Linked DNA regions of Homo sapiens: region 2 is linked to region 1. Evidence: chromatin contacts called from ENCODE Hi-C or POLR2A ChIA-PET data. All regions are on one chromosome and are shown on one strand. The core of a region is the stretch at or near the end of the contact, and the rest is flanking DNA. Distances in the headings are between cores, read along the strand shown. Region 1 holds the start of NMNAT1 (nicotinamide nucleotide adenylyltransferase 1). Region 2 holds the start of PGD (phosphogluconate dehydrogenase).

Region 1 (7,871 bases), core at 3,803-6,302:
TCACTGCAACCTCCACCTCCCGGACTCAAGCCATCCTCCCACCTCAGCCCTTACCCCAAGTAGCTGGGACTACAGGTATGCCCCACCAGACCTGGCTACTCTTTTGTATTTTTTTGTAGAGATAAGGTTTCACTATATTGCCCAGACTGGTCTCGAACTCCTGGGCTCAAGCAATCCGCCCACCTTAACCTCCCAAAGTGTTGGGATTACGAGCATGAGCCACCTCACCTGGCCGACAACTCCATTTCTTGAGAAAAAGAACAGTACTAATGGGCAAGAAGAACGTATTCAGTATAAAATCTCCCAAAGTATCTCTGACAGGCACAGCACCTGAACACATGGAAATGACTGTTCATCTGTTCTCATCTGGAGAGGTTACCTAATATATACCCACTATCCCTTGACGCCACCAACATTTTCGGACCACCTTCCACATCCCAGACACAGCACTAAGTTAGGAATTAGAAATGCGAGCAATCACACAATAAGAATGAAATTCCTTTGAAGTAATTATATTACCATGATTAACAGAAATTATTTAGAAACAACACATTCTCTAGACCTCATCAACCACTGCAGGGCTTTGAGCAGAGGAGTGACATGATCTGACATATTTTTAAGGATCTCTCTAGCAGTTGAAGCTGAAAACAGAATGTAGGGAGAGGCAAGGGTACAAGTGAAGACATAAGATGGGAGGCTACTGCAATAATCCAGGTGACAGGTGATGCTGACCTGGCCCTGATGGTGGTAGCAAAGTGATAAGATGTCACTCAATTCTGGGTGTATTTGGAACATACAGCCAATGTGATTTGCAATGGATGGGATGTGGGCTGTGAAAGAAAGAAAAGTCAAGCATGACTCCAAAAGTTTTTGGCCTAAGCAGCTAAAAGAACAGTATTACCTTTAATTGAGAAGAGAATGATAGTGAAGCATGATGGCGTGTGCCTGTAATCCTAGCTACCTGGGACCTTGAGAGCTTGTTTGGAGGTTCTAGCAGGGGAACGCAGCTACTTATATACCCTTGACCGAAGATTAGTCCTCCTCTATTGGGGATGGTCGTTCTCTTCGACTTGAGTGTGCAGCTTCGGGAGGGATATACATGGAGCAGTGAGGGAGGAAGGAGACACCGGCCTAGCCAGCCAGATCAGCCGGATCAACCCTGGTGATCAACGGGGTGAGAGATGTCACAGCCAGGTTGCCCTCACATCCTACTTGGGAGGCGGAGGTGGGAGGATCACCTAAGTCTAGGAGTTCAAGGCTGCAGTGAACCATGATCACGCCATTGCACTCCAGCCTGGGCGACACAGCAAGACCCTGTCTCCAAAAAAAAGAGAAGAGAAAGATGTCTATGGAGTAGGCTTGAGGGGACTATCAGGAGTTCAGTTTACAGAGAAGTGAAGTTTGAGACATCTATTATATATCCAAGTGGTGACAATAAGTAGGCAAGTGGAGAACAAAGCCAAGTTCAGGGGAGAGGTACAGACATACAACAGACTAGAGATTTGGATGTATCTGCATATAGATGGTGTATTTGTCTGCTTGGGCTGTCATACTAAAATACCACAGACTGGGTGACTTAAACAACAGAAATTTACTTTGTCACCATTCTGGAGACTAGAAGCCCAAGATCAAGGTTTTGGCCAATTTGGTCTCTGGTGGCAGCTCTGTTCCTGTCTTGTACATGGCCACCTTCTTGCTAGTCCTCACATAATCTTTCTTCAGTATGTAAGGGTAAGGGGCAAGCTCTCCATTCACTCTTCTGATAAGGACACTAGTCCTATCGGATCAGGGCCCCACACTTATGACCTCATTTAACCTTAATTATTTCCTTACTCCAAATACAACCACACCTAGAGTGACATCTTTGATTCTAAAAGTTCATGTTCTCACCCATTATGCAAGACTTACAATGGTACAAGCTATTTAAGGCAGACATTTAAAAGAGGCCCAAGTGTTCAGAGAGCCTTTGGCTCCTGGTACTTCTTGTTAGCCACTCAAGTTTCATCTGTCCCAGCATTTTCCCTACCTAGTTGGAGCAACTTGCGTTCTCTGGGCTCCCATCCCAAGACCAAGCTGAAGTGTCCTCAACTCCTCCCGCTGCCAAGGAGCATTTATCTGGTTTCCCAGTGACTCCCAGTCTGGAGGTTACTTTCCCCAGTGCTGTCTCCCATGGTTTCCTACCTAACATCTTATTTCTCTTTCTCCAGTTTCTTCTCTGCCTTCTGTCTGAAGGCTTGTATTCTATTTTTGTTTCAGAATGCATTTCTCTTATGCATTAGAAATGTTTTCATTATCCATTAACTCTAAACAAGAACCTAAAGGCATATAAAAAAACCCTTAGCATAGAACTGCTGAATGACTAAGTCACAGAGAAGAAAAGGCAAATACCTCCACTGCTTCGAAGACTGCACACGCTAAAACTACACAAATGCCAGAACAGAACATTGGATTATCATTATCAAAATTAGGGGAAGGCTGGGTGGGGTGGCTCATGCCTGTAATTCCGGCACTTTGCGGGGCCAAGGTGGGAGGATTACTTGAGCCCAGGAGTTTGAAACCAGCCTGGGCAACATGACAAAACCTCATCTCTACAAAAAATACAAAAACTAGCCGGATGTGGTGGCATGCACCTGAAGTCCCAGCTACTAGGGAGGCTGAGGTGCAAGGATCACTTGAGCCTGAGAGATTAAGGCTGCAGTGAGCCGTGCTCGTGTCACTGTACTCCAGTCTGGGTGACAGGGCAAACAAAAACAAAAATTAAAAAATCAGGGAAAGTACACTGTGAACAAATGTTTATTCAGCAAATTTTTCAAATTATTATTATTATTTTTTTGAGACCGAGTCTCACCCTGTAGCCCAGGCTGAAGAGCACGATCTCGGCTCACTGCAACCTCCGCCTGCCGGGTTCAAGCAATTCTCCTGCCTCAGCCTCCCGAGTAGCTGGAACTACAGGCATACGCCACCATGCACAGCTAATTTTTTGTATTTTTAGTAGAGACAGGGTTTCACCATAGGGGCCAGGCTGGTCTCAAACTCCTGACCTCGTGATCCGCCCACCTCGGCTTCCCAAAGTCCTGGGATTACAGGTGTGAGCCACTACACCCAGCTCAAATAATTTTTTTAAAGTATATTTTCCAGTTTTGTTTTGTATGGCACTGACTCTGTCACTGTGAATTCCATTTTACCCAAAACATTGACACTTCCACACATATTTATGAATCAAAATTGAAAGATAATTGCATTAATAGGTACTTTTATTTTTTTCTTCTTTTGTTTTGTTTTGTTTTGTTTTTTTAAGACGGAGTTGCTCTGTCACCCAGGCTGCAGTGCAGCGTCGTGATCTTGGCTCACTGCAGCATTCACCTCCTGAGTTCAAGCGATTCTCATGCCTCAGCCTCCTGAGTAGCTAAGATTACAGGCATGGACCACCACGCCTGGTTAATTTTTGTATTTTTAGTAGAGATGGGGTTTCACCATGTTGGCCGGGCTGGTTTTGAATTCCTGACCTTAAGTGATCTGCCCGCCTTGGCCTCCCAAAGTGCTGGGATTACAGGCATGAGCCACTGCACCCGGCCGACTTTTGCAAAGGAAATTCTTTGAATCTGAAGTGTCTTGCAAGGTAGAGGCTATTGCAACCATTTCAACTAGTGTGTCAACAGTCTTCTCTAAGGTGGGCTAGAAAAATGGTTTCATATTCAAATTGTAACTCTGAAAAACAACTGATGGTAATAAAGAGATTCCATAATCAGACAGAACTAAGTGAAACAATTAGTTTTGGTAGAGTTCTGTGGTAATCATAGTTAGAAGTTTATCCTGGGTAGCTGAAATATAACTAACTTCAGACTCCAGGCCTGTCGGTGGCTTGTGCCAATCACCACAACACTTTGAGGGGCCAAGGCCAGAGGATCGCTTGAGCCCAGGAGTTCAAGGCTGCAGTGAGCTATGATCACACCACTGCACTCCAGCCTGGGCAACACAGCTCTTGTTTTTTAACAAGACATTGTTACTTAAAAAAAAACTGCCCTGATGAAACAATTCTACCATGAACACTGATGTTGTTCTGTGGACTACTTCAGGAAGATGGACTAAGAACATCATTAAATAGTTCCAACCAGTTTCTGGGTAATTTTATTTTTAATTTTTTGTTATGAGGGTCTTGCTATGTTGCCCAGCCTGGGCTCAAATGATCCTCCCACCGCGGGCTCTCAAAGTGCTGGGTTTACAGGTGTCACACCGCGACAGCCAAGGGTAACTTTTTTTTATTTTTATTTTTGAGATGGAGTCTCGAACTGTCGCCCCGGCTGGAGTGCAATGGCGCGATCTCGGCTCACTGTAACCTCCGCCTCCAGGATTCAAGCGATTCTCCTGCCTCAGCCTCCCGAGTAGCTGAGATTACAGGCGCCCACCACCACGCCCAGCTAATTTTTTGTATTTTTAGTAGAGACGGGGTTTCACTATGTTGGCCAGGCTGGTCTCGAACTCCTGACCTCGTGATCCGCCTGCCTCGGCCTCCCAAAGTGCTGGGATTACAGGCGTGAGCCACCGCGCCCGTCCAAGGGTAACTTTTTAAGAGCTGCCCTACAGCTCATTACCTCCTTCTCAAGGAGCATGAGTGTCAAACCACCTCCAGCAAAGTAGATGTAGTCTTTTACAGATTTGGAAAGAAGGATTTAGGAGGAAAGGGAAGTCGTTCGGAATGAAGGATTTCCTCCTCTGACGCCCAGCCGTCCCCCGTTAAGCCTAAAGGTGCCAGACCTCAAGACTCTTCTAGAAAGAGATTTTTCCTTTCCAAGGTGAATCCATCTGTTCCGAAGGTCAGAAGCTATTTTACCGAAGTTTTCCGTTCCACTGAAAAAATTAAGGGTCAATCAAAGCTCCTTGCCCCAAACCTGAATATGAGCTTGCCTCGGGTCATATTCGACTCTAAAGACTCCACCACACCATCCTGGACTCCCCTATATCTAGGACAAAAAGCGACCAGTTTCTCAGGGGCTCCTTGCGGGGAGCTTACCGCGCCCTCACTGTCCGCCGGCCCGAGTGCTACCGGAGATCACCAGCGGCCCGGACGCCAGCGAGTGGAACATCTCGGTCGCACTCTCATTGGTTCCAGGGGGCCGGAAGTGCGTGCGTCCAGCGGAAGTGCTCCCCCGGCGCGGTCCGCCAGGCCAGTGCCCTCAGGTAGGCGGGGCCCCTGGCCCTAAACTCTGGGACTGGCGGGCGGTCAGGCGGCACAGGGGGAATCCCGGGGGCCTAAGGAGGTTGTCCCAGTTTTTGTCAGGTAGGCCCGGAAGGAGTTTCGGGGACCATGGGTTTACGGCTACCTCTGGTGGCAATTGGGGCCTGTTGGAGCCCGGCCGCCGCGGGACCTACGTGCCGGACTTCAAGTTCCCGCGTGGGGTGGGATTTGCTGCGGTGGCCGGAGCTGATTCTTCACCCAGTCCTGTTGGTTCTGGGCCAAACCCTCCTCACTTTCAAGGAAGAGGCGTGCTCTCCGCCCTTACCTTTTCCAAGCCTCTGGGTTTGACGCCATCCCTCAAGGCGTGTCCGGATGCGGGATTTTCCTCAAAGACCCTCTCGGCCTCGCTAGGAAGAAACTCAGAAAGGCTGCGGTAGGCGCAGTCGAGGGGGAAAGTGCCCCCGCCCTTGATGTCTCAGGCTGCTCAAGTGGAAGTTATCTGGACTGCCTTAGGGCAAGTTTATATATAGCAAATAAAATTACTTGTTAATGGTTTCCTTTTTTCCAGCATCTCCACCCCGAGGTGGTTTGAACTTTGAGCCTTTTGTAGTCCTGATGAATAATTTCATTTTCCTCAAGTTTATGACACTCGGAACGTCAAGAACTGGAGGTTTGTGCAATTTGAGACCGGTCGGCACTGTGCAGAGATCAGAGTACTAAGAGACAGGTGAGCATGAATGAGGACCCTCCGCTCCAGATATAGTGTCTGAGAGCGGTTTCTGTAGTTTCGTAAAAGTGAAAAGTGCACCACATTTAGTGACTACTAGGTGGTGCCAACGAGTTAATCTTTCGGGGATAAATCTCAACTAATGTAGTACCAGGTTAAGGCTTTTAAAATGCACCCATTTTTACTGAAATGTATTCAGAATAGCTTTAGCTCCTTAAAATATGTTGAGCCTTTATATACGTGACCAAATTATCGACGTTCTATTCTGTATTAGGTACTGAGAAAGCTGAGAGAGGAATCAGACTCATATTCTGTTCTCCAGAGTTTAGTCAGAGGAGATAACGTATTATAATAAAATCATATATAATTAAAGGCAGAAATAAGTGCTAAATAGAGAATAAGATTTGAGCTGGGCGCGGTGACTCACGCCTGTAATCCCATCACTTTGGGAGACTGAGGCAAGTGGATCACCAGAGGTCAGGAGTTCAAGACTCGCCTGGACAACATGGTGAAACCCCATCTCTACTAAAAATACAAAAATTAGCCAGATGTGGTGACGCATGCCTGTAGTCCCAGCTACTGGAGAGGCTGAGGCAGGAGAATTGCTTGAACCCAGGAGGCTGAGGTTGCAGTGAGCCGAGATCGCGCCACTGCACTCCATCCTGGACGACAGAGCGAGACTCCGTCTCAAAAAAAATTTTAAAAAAAAAGATTTGAATGCTAAAGAAGAAGCAATCAATTCTCATTATTCATCTACCAGTTGTTTATTCGGCACTTTTTGTCTGTCCAAGATTGTGCTGGATGCTGGTGTATAAAGAAAAGGTAAAGGCCGGGTGCGGTGGCTCACGCCTGTAATCCCAGCACTTTGGGAGGCCGAGGCAGGCAGATCACGAGGGCAAGAGATCGAGACCATCCTGGCCAATATGGTGAAACCCGTCTCTCCTAAAAATACAAAAATTAGCTGGGCGTGGTAGTGCGTGCCTGTAATCCCAGCTACTTGGGAGGCCGAGGCAGGAGAATCTCTTCAACCTGGGAAGCGGAGGTTGCAGTGAGCCGAGATCGTGCCACTGCACTCCAGCCTGGCGACAGAGTGAGACTCCATCTCAAAAAAAAAAAAAAAAAAGGTAAAGGCTAGGCACGATAGCTTACACCTGTAATCCCAGCATTTTGGGAGGCTGAGGCAGGCGGATCACCTGAGGTCAGGAGTTTGAGACCAGCCTGGCCAACATGGTGAAACCTCATCTCTACTAAAAGTACAAAAATCAGCTGAGCGTGGTGGCGGGCACCTACATTCCCAGCTACTCGGGAGACCGAGGCAGGAGAGTCACTTGAACCCAGGAGGCAGAGGTTGCAGTGAACCAAGATCATGCCACTGCACTCCACCTGGGTGACCGTGAGACGCCATCAAAAAAAAAAGAAAGAGGAAAGAAAGAACGAACGAACGAAAGAAAGAAAAGGTAAAATCCCTACTTAAATAATTCACAACCTAGTGATTGGGAGGAAATCAAGGAAGACCTTGTAGAGAAGGTGACACTTGAACTAGACTTTGAAGAATGAACTGGGCTTCATAGGTAGAAAAAAAAATGCAGGCTCAAAAAAGTGCATGACATTTTTGGAACAGCAAGTCATCCAGTGTGGTTAGACTGTAGGAAACTAACTCTGAAAAGACATTGTCAGTTACATCTTGGGTTTGCCTTGACTTTTACTGGAAAATTCCACAGACTTAAGAGAAAAATTAAAATGGACAATTTCCAGGAAAAATCCACTAAACTATTATACATAAGATGTAGCTACAATAAATTACACTTCTGGGTATAATACTTGTTTATGTTTGCATATCATTAATGATCATAGATGACTTATGCCAATTTTAATAGATTAGGTAGTAATTTTTTGTCATTATATTTAATTTTGAATATACTGTAAGAATCCTCTCCAATGAAGTACACATGTCAAATCATCTGGTAA
Region 2 (7,871 bases), core at 3,420-5,919, 460 kb before region 1:
CATATCATGGATTACTTGGAAGGGGAAGGGGAGGAGTTAAAACGTAATTCTCAGCCTGCTGTATCTGAGTTAGTCATCCTTTGAGTTGTATGTGTGACTGAGAATCTCACCCACCAAGTGTCTTTTTTTTTTTTTTTTTTTTCAGATGGAGTTTCACTCTGTCGCCCAGGCTGGAGTGCAGTGGCATGATCTCGGCTCACTGCAACTTCTGCCTCCCAGGTTCAAACAATTCTCCTGCCTCAGCCTCCCAAGTAGCTGGGACTACAGGCGCATGCCACCATGCCAGGCTAATTTTTTGTATTTTTAGTAGAGACGGGTTTTCGCCATGTTAGCCAGGATGGTCTTGATCTCTTGACCTCTTGGTCCACCTGCCTCCGTCTCCCAAAGTGCTGGGATTACAGGTGTGAGCCACCACACCCGGCCCTTCTGTTAAGTGTGTCTTAACAGAAAAAAAGGCTGAGAACTATTGTATCAGTAGTAATCTCAAAAAAATCAGTACCACAGGGCAGTTCACCCTACTGTCACATATGCGATGCTGACACTTTTTTCTAGAATGTTCTCGGAACCTGGAAGAATCTGGACTGAAGAACACTTACTGTGGTGTCCCTATATTCAGAATTTCCTCCGTCAATGATGATGTCACCAGTATCCAACAATGGTACCTGTAACCAGACACCAGCATTAAGATGGACCAAAAATGAAACATACCTTGGCAAATTAAAACAAACAAGAATTTATTCCAAATAAACATAGTCTAAAAAGAGTCTCGTTCTGTTGCCCAGCTTGGAATGCAGGAGTGCGAACATGGCTCACTGAAACCCTGAACTCCTGCAGTGGTGTGAACATGACTCACTGCAACTTTGAACTCCTTGAACCACAATGCCCAGCTAGTTTTAAAATTTTTTTTGTAGGCCAGGCGCGGTGGCTCACGCCTGTTATCCCAGCACTTTGGGAGGCCGAGGTGGGTGGATCATAAGGTCAGGAGATCAAGACCATCCTGGCTAACATGGTGAAACCTCGTCTCTACTAAAAATACGAAAAATTAGCCGGGCGTTGTGGCAGGCGCCTTGTAGTCCCAGCTACTCGGGAGGCTGAGGCAGGAGAATGGCGTGAACCCGGGAGGTGGAGCTTGCAGTGAGCTGAGATCGCAACACTGCACTCCAGCCTGGGGGACAGAGTGAGACCCCGTCTCAAAAAAAAAAAATTTTTTTTGAGATGGAGTCTCACCATGTCGCCCAGGCTGGTCTCAAACTCCTGGGCTAAAAGCCTCCTGGCTTGGCAGGAGGCCAACGCACCCAGCCTACTTAATCTTCAATAATCCTCTCTGTGGCCAGAGCTGCACACTATTTAAAAGTTTAGGGCTGACCAGGCTCAGTGGCTCACACCTGTAATCCCAACACTTTGGGAGGTTGAGGCAGGAGGATCGCTTGAGCCCAGGAATTTGAGACCAGCATGGACAGCATAGCAAGACCCCATTTCTATTTTTAAGTAAGTATACAGATTAAACACTGACTATAATGTGTCTAGAAGAGAGTGGGGATTCAGTAAATACATATCAAATGGTTTAGTGTATGAATGAATGATTTTATGACAACAGTTCGGAGGTCAGGAAGAGACAGAGCCTTGAACATGAATATCTACCTACAGCACACCAACCAGGCTGGGCTTTATTATTATTATTACTTTATTAATTAATTAATTAATTTATTTATTTATTTGAGACGGAGTCTCGCACTGTCACCCAGGCTGCAATGCAGTGGTGTGATCTCGGCTCACTGCAAGCTCTGCCTCCCGGGTTCACGCCACTCTCCTGCCTCAGCCTCCCAAGTAGCTGGGACTACAGGCACCCACCACCACGCCTGGCTAATTTTTTGTATTTTTAGTAGAGATGGGGTTTCACCGTGTTAGCTAGGATGGTCTCGATCTCCTGACCTCATGATCCACCCACCTCTGCCTCCCAAAGTGCTGGGATTACAGGCGTGAGCCACCGCGCCCAGCCTGGGCTTCATTATATTATTCAATCTTCCCCCTACAAGGCTCCAGTTAACATTACTTAGTATTTTCCTATACTGAAGAATAATCCACCATTTTTCAGTTTTCTCTGTCTGAAACTGATTACAGGCAGCTTGCCACACAAAAAATTTAGTATGTCCTTTTTTTAAACTCAGTGTTCTTCCTTTCTAGGTCATTTGATTGAAAAACAGTGGCATACTGGTTACAAATCCTTCTCCCTGTGGAAACAACCCCACTGTTGACACGACTCCTCTAGAAAGGAATGCTCAGCCTCCCCTGAGCTATCACTGCACTGCTTACAGCAAAACATTTCTTCTAAATGGGAGTGCCTGGGTTTTTTCAGAGTTGTTACTATAGAATTATTTTGGGTATCTAAACACATTATTTCCACTGGTTCCCCTACTTTTTTCTTCCAAAAAAGATATACCTGCTAAAGCCAACAAATTGTTTGGTACAAAAATAAGCATCCAGTTCCCTAGGATTCCCTAAGGAGATCTTGATTTTATTTTCATTTTTTTTTTGAGACGGAGTCTCGCTCTGTCGCCAAACTGGAGTGGCACAATCTCAGGTCACTGTAACCTCCACCTCCCAGGTTCAAGTGATTCTCATTCCTCAGCCTCCCGAGTAACTGGGATTACAGGCATGAGCCACAAAGCCCAGCTAATTTTTATATTTTTAGTAGAGACGGGGTTTCACCATGTTGGCCAGGCTGGTCTCGAACCTGGGACCATAAGCTTGTAGCTGGGACCATAAGCTTACACCACCATACCCAGCTAATTTTTTAATTTTATGTAGAGACAGGGTTTCGCCATGTTGCCCAGGCTGGTCTCGAACTCCTGGGCTCAAACGATCCATCTGAACCAGCCTCCCAAAAAGTGCTGGGATTACAGGCCTGAGCCACTGTGCCCCGCCTTAATGTTTATTGAAATGTCTGTTAGTATTCTCAGAATTACTACCACCAAAGGACAAAGTTACTTCATAAGCGCTTATCAAGTTAACCAACACTGCAACAGTTAAGCAATCATTTGGTCAGAGCTTAGCAGAAATTGAAAAAAAAAAATCTCTAGAGTTAAAAGAAGGAGAACTAAAGGAAGAAACCAAAAACAGCTGCTATCGTGGTAGCAGCTGAGAGCACAGCTGGCCTCACCAATTTCTCGATGAAATCATCCACAGCTTGCCCAGCCTTCACCAGGAGGATGATCCGCCGGGGCTTCTTCAGCTTGGAGACCATCTCTTTCAGGGACTGGGCACCCACCACTTTGGTTCCCTTTGCCTCATTGGCCAAGAAATCATCAACTTTGGAGACAGTCCTATTAAAAGCACAGACCTAGAAGGACAAAAGTCCTGAGTAGGAGATCCAGGACACACAAGACTTTCAGACTGTGGCCAAAGTAACAATGACCTTTCCATTCAACCCAAGTTCTGGGGAGGTCAGACCTGCCTTTGCCTTTTCTTCCCCCAGCTGTGGGAGGCTCACTGTAAAGTTATGTCACCTCAGTAGGATGAAAACGGCGGACAACCGAGGCGAAGGCCAACTACCCCCGGTGTGTCAGGTAGAATCCACACCCAACGTGTTAGGACTCAAAATCAAATCCAGGAACTGGCCGGTTCAACAGGCTCTATCTGTTGTTATTGATCATCCTGGCGTCTAAGCCACTTTAACATTTAGAAGAAACATTTTCACTCTCCCCAGATCTCATCAGGCAATCAAGTTAGAGCTCTACACAGCCAGCAAGGGTTCTCCTCCCGCACCCTTCTTCTCTACTTAAGACACTAATTCGTTCATTCGGGCTGTGAACCTCACGGACCCACAGGCACACTCCGCAGGACTAAGTTCGGGATCGGCCCGCCCACGCCTACAGGGTGCTTCTCCTTTCCATACAAAAATGCCACGAGCAGCAACAGAGCACATTAGCAAAGCACGGCCAGGAGACCCGTAAGCTCCCAAACCTATCGCCGGCCTCGGCTAAAGCGCCCGGGAACCAGAGAGAAGACAACGCGCCCACGCCGCTTACCACAAAGCCGTGGTCATTCATGTTCAGAATTAAGTTCTGGCCCATGACGGCCAATCCGATCAGCGCGATGTCAGCTCTAGAGAGGCAGAAACAGAACAAAGGAAAGAGTCAGCACCGCTCGACGCGCTGCAACCCAGGGGTCCGGTCCTTCCACATTTGGCCGTGACTGGGAGTCTGCACTTTCCTCCGCGCCTCCCGCGGGCCCCCAGAAGCCGGGCGCGCACGCTGCAGAGCCTCGGCCGGGCAGGCGGCCCCCAGCCCCGCCCTCGCGCCCGGCTCCCGCTGGCACGCGTCCCGCAGGTGTCCCTGCAGACTCGGCGAGGCCTGGCCGCGCCTCCTCCCTGGCCCTCGAAGGGACCCGCCCCGCCCCATGCCTGCGCGGCCGAGAGGGCAGGGGGCCGGGCCCGCAGGGAAGGAGCTCTGGGCCCGAGACGCCGTAGGGCCAGGGTCACAGAGCCCCAAGTGAGCTCAGGCGACCCCCAGGGTGGGAGGCGTCGGAGAGAACGAGGGAGATCTCGACCCCCAAAGAGTTCCCCGCCCGCTGAGGCCGAGCCGGGCTGCCCCTGGCGAGTCACTCACTGGGCCATGGCGGCGGACAGAGCAGAACCGAAGAGCGGCGACGCGCGGAGGACGAGTGAGGGAAAGACCCGCAGCGGCTCCCTCCAGAAACTGCGGCCGCTCACGCCCGGCTTTTCGGCGCCGGCCAATCGAATGGAAGGGGGTGGAGCCATGAAGCCACACCATTGGCTCTCCCCGACGCCTGTTAGACCATCCGAGGCAAACGTGCCCGCCCACCCCCGGGGGCCGGATCAGTGGAGCGCCGAGCACCTAGATGACATTGCCCCGGCGAGGCTCCGGGCTCCCCGCCCACGCGCAGAGCTTTCCGCTCGTCCCAGCTGCACCTCGGTCCTGCAGGCCGTCCGCCTGGCGCAGCTGTAGCCATAGCAACTCACGCAGGACCGCGCTTTACAGTTTACCAGGCACTCGGACGCCTTTGGCGCGAGCGCCCGTCGCTCCTTCCTCAGGTCACTGCGGTGCACCGTGCGGGTCCGCGTCGTGTCCTCCGCTCCGGAGCAGGGACCGGGCGTGCTCGTTCAGTCCTGTGCGCACTCGGAATGGGGCCGGGGAAGGCTGAGCCTCAGGGCGACCCTGATGTGGAGCCGTGCGACCGCTCACTGCGGTTGAAGAGACCCAGGCGCAGACAGCGCAGGCGGGGTATGTATTGGTTGGAGTATGATGGGGTCAGGACTTGAGTCTTTTACCCAGGCCCGGAGTTAACGGTATTGAACCCCTTCTCATTTTGTAGAGGCTATGTGACCCGCGAGATGGACCAGGTTAAATGCAGAGGCAGATACAAAAAACCAGCCATCTTAAGCCAGACATTTGCAAAGTAGCCAAGCAGCGCTTCTTATCTTACTGAGTCCCTTCTTGCTAGGAGGAAATTGTTATTCAGAAGTTTGAGTTTTAGATTTTTTTTGTTTTTTTTGAGACGGAGTCTCGCACTGTCGCCCGGGCTGGAATGCAGTGGTGTGATCTCAGCTCACTGCACCTTCCGCCTCCCGGGTTCAAGCAATTTTCCTGCCTCAGCCTCCCAAGTAGCTGGGATTACAGGCGCCCGCCACCACGCCCAGCTAATTTTTGTATTTTTAGTAGAGATGGGGTTTCACCATCTTGGCCAGGCTGGTCTCAAACTCCTGACCTCGTGATCCGCCCGCCTTGGCCTCCCAAAGTGCTGAGATTACCGGCGTGAGCCACCGTGCCCGGCCTTTTTTTGATGTCATTGTTGAGATGGAGTCTGGCTGTGTCTCCAGGCTGGAGGGCAGTGGCGCGATCTGGGCTCACTGCAACCTCCACCTCCCAGGTTCAAGCGATTCTCCTGCCTCAGCCTCCCAAGTAGCTGGGACTACAGGTGTGTGCCACCATGCCCAGCTAATGTTTTTATTTTTAGTAGAGACAGGGTTTCACCATGTTGGCCAGGCTGGTCTCGAACTCCTAACCTCAAGTGATCCACCCACCTCAGCCTCCCAAAGTTCTGGGATTAGAGGTGTGAGCCACTGTGCCCGGCCGGTTTTTAATTTTTATAAAGACCAGGTCTTTGCTCTGTTGCCCAGGCTGGAGTGCAGTGGCATGACCATAGCTTACTGCAGCCTTGAACTCCTGAGGTCGAGCAATCTTCTAGCCTCAACTTCCTGAGTAGCTAGGACTACAGGCATGCAACACCATGCCCGGCTAAGACATCCTACTTTAAAATATGTCAAACTTCACAGCACAGTTCTTTTTTTAAAATACAGATTTAATGAGATAATTTACATGTCATACAATTCAAACATTGTAAGTACACATTTGGATGACCTTTAATTTATACTGTTGTGTAGCCATCACCATAATCCACTTATAGAAAACTTCCATCACCCCAAAACGTTCCCTTGGGCCTATTTGTAGTCAGTCTCTGCTCTCACCCCCAGCCAACCTCTGATCTACTTTGCATGGTTTTTGCCTTTTCCAGAAATTTCATAGAAATGGAATAATAGCATATAATTTTTTTGGTCTGGCTTCTTTCACTTAGCATCACGTTTCTGAGGCTCATCTGTGTTGTAGGTATGAGTGGTTTGTTCCTTTTCATTGCTGAGTGGTATTCCATTAATGCAATTGTGTCATCATTTGCTTATCCATTTATCTGTTGATAGACATTTGGATTGTTTCTAGTTTGGGAAATAAATAATTCTGTTTTGAACTCATGTACAAATTGTTGTTTTCATTTCTTTTGTGTGTGTGTGTGTGAGATGGAGTCTCACTCTGTAGCCCAAGCTAGAGTGCAGTGGCACGATCTCGGCTTACTGAAACCTTTGCCTCTGGGGCTCAAGTGATTCTCCTGCCTCAGCCTCCCAAGTAGCTGGGACTAGAGGTGTGCCCCACCACACCCGGTTAATTTTTTTGTATTTTTAGTGGAGACGGGGTTTTACCATGTTGCCCTGGGTGGTCTGGAGAGCTACCACCTTAGCCTCCCAAAGTGCTGGCATTACAGGTGTGAGCCACCACACCCAGCCTGTTGTTTTCATTTCTTTTAGACATATACTTAGGAGTGGATTGCTGGGTTTTAAGGTAAGTGTAACTTTTTAAGAAACTGCTGGCCAGGTGTGGTGGCTCACACCTGTAATCCTAGCACTTTGTGGGGCCAAGACAGGTGGATCACTTGAGCCCAGGAGTTGAAGTCCAGCCTGGGCAACATGGTATAACCCTGTGTCTACTAAAAATACAAAAATTAACCCGTCGTGGTGGCACATGCCTGTAATCCCAGCTACTCAGGAGGCTGAGGCAGGAGAATTGCTTGAACCCGGGAGGTGGAGGGCTCTACTAAAAATAGAAAAACTGAGGTGGGAGGATCACCTGAACCTGGGGAGGTCAAGGCTGCAGGGAGCCATAATTGTGCCTGCACTCCAGGTCTCGCCCTGTCGCCCAGGCTGGAGTGCAGTGGCGTGATCTCGGCTCACTGCAACCTCTGCCTCCTGGGTTCAAGAAATTGTCCTGCCTCAGCCTCCCAAGTAGCCAGGACTACAGGTGCACGCCACCACGCCCAGCTAATTTTTTGTATTTTAGTAGAGACAGGGTTTCACTGCATTGTCCAGGCTGGTCTTGAATCCCTGAGCTCAGGGAATCTCCCCCCTCAGCTTCTCAAAGTGCTAGGATTACAGGCATGGGCCACCACACCCGGCCGATATAAAACTTTTAACAAAACCCCAGACTTTATTCCAATGACAATTTTTCTGCTGGGCATGGCGGTTCACGCCTGTAATCCCAGCATTTTGGGAGGCTGAGGTGGGAGAATCACTTGAGCCCAGGAGT

The links. Hi-C counts contacts between places; a loop is a spot of excess contacts on that map. ChIA-PET counts read pairs that join two places held with the same protein, here RNA polymerase II (POLR2A). Pooled maps may share reads with other maps.
Region 2: a map of naive thymus-derived CD4-positive, alpha-beta T cell shows a loop between it and region 1 (12-fold over the local background). The contact joins the promoter of PGD here to the promoter of NMNAT1 in region 1. A Hi-C loop is called at or near these places in 1 of 168 maps with a recorded cell type or tissue (naive thymus-derived CD4-positive, alpha-beta T cell), 4 of 37 single-sample maps with no recorded cell type and 13 of 50 pooled maps. POLR2A ChIA-PET finds 5 or more read pairs at or near these places in 4 of 52 experiments (B cell, OCI-LY7, activated B cell and 1 more).

Annotation. Positions count from the first base shown.
Region 1 is chr1:9,940,656-9,948,526 of GRCh38, reverse strand. It overlaps NMNAT1 (nicotinamide nucleotide adenylyltransferase 1), which reads right to left and starts at 5,052. Exons shown (of 5, transcript NM_022787.4): 1 at 5,012-5,052. LZIC (leucine zipper and CTNNBIP1 domain containing) reads left to right here and starts at 5,136. Exons shown (of 8, transcript NM_032368.5): 1 at 5,136-5,278; 2 at 5,745-5,903. It also overlaps the pseudogene RN7SKP269. RefSeq lists enhancers at 4,967-5,536, 4,804-6,003, 5,537-6,107.
Region 2 is chr1:10,395,862-10,403,732 of GRCh38, reverse strand. PGD (phosphogluconate dehydrogenase) reads right to left here and starts at 4,669. Exons shown (of 13, transcript NM_002631.4): 1 at 4,608-4,669; 2 at 4,029-4,104; 3 at 3,161-3,340; 4 at 597-662. The coding sequence starts at 4,615. RefSeq lists silencers at 3,903-4,079, 4,172-4,491 and an enhancer at 4,972-5,281.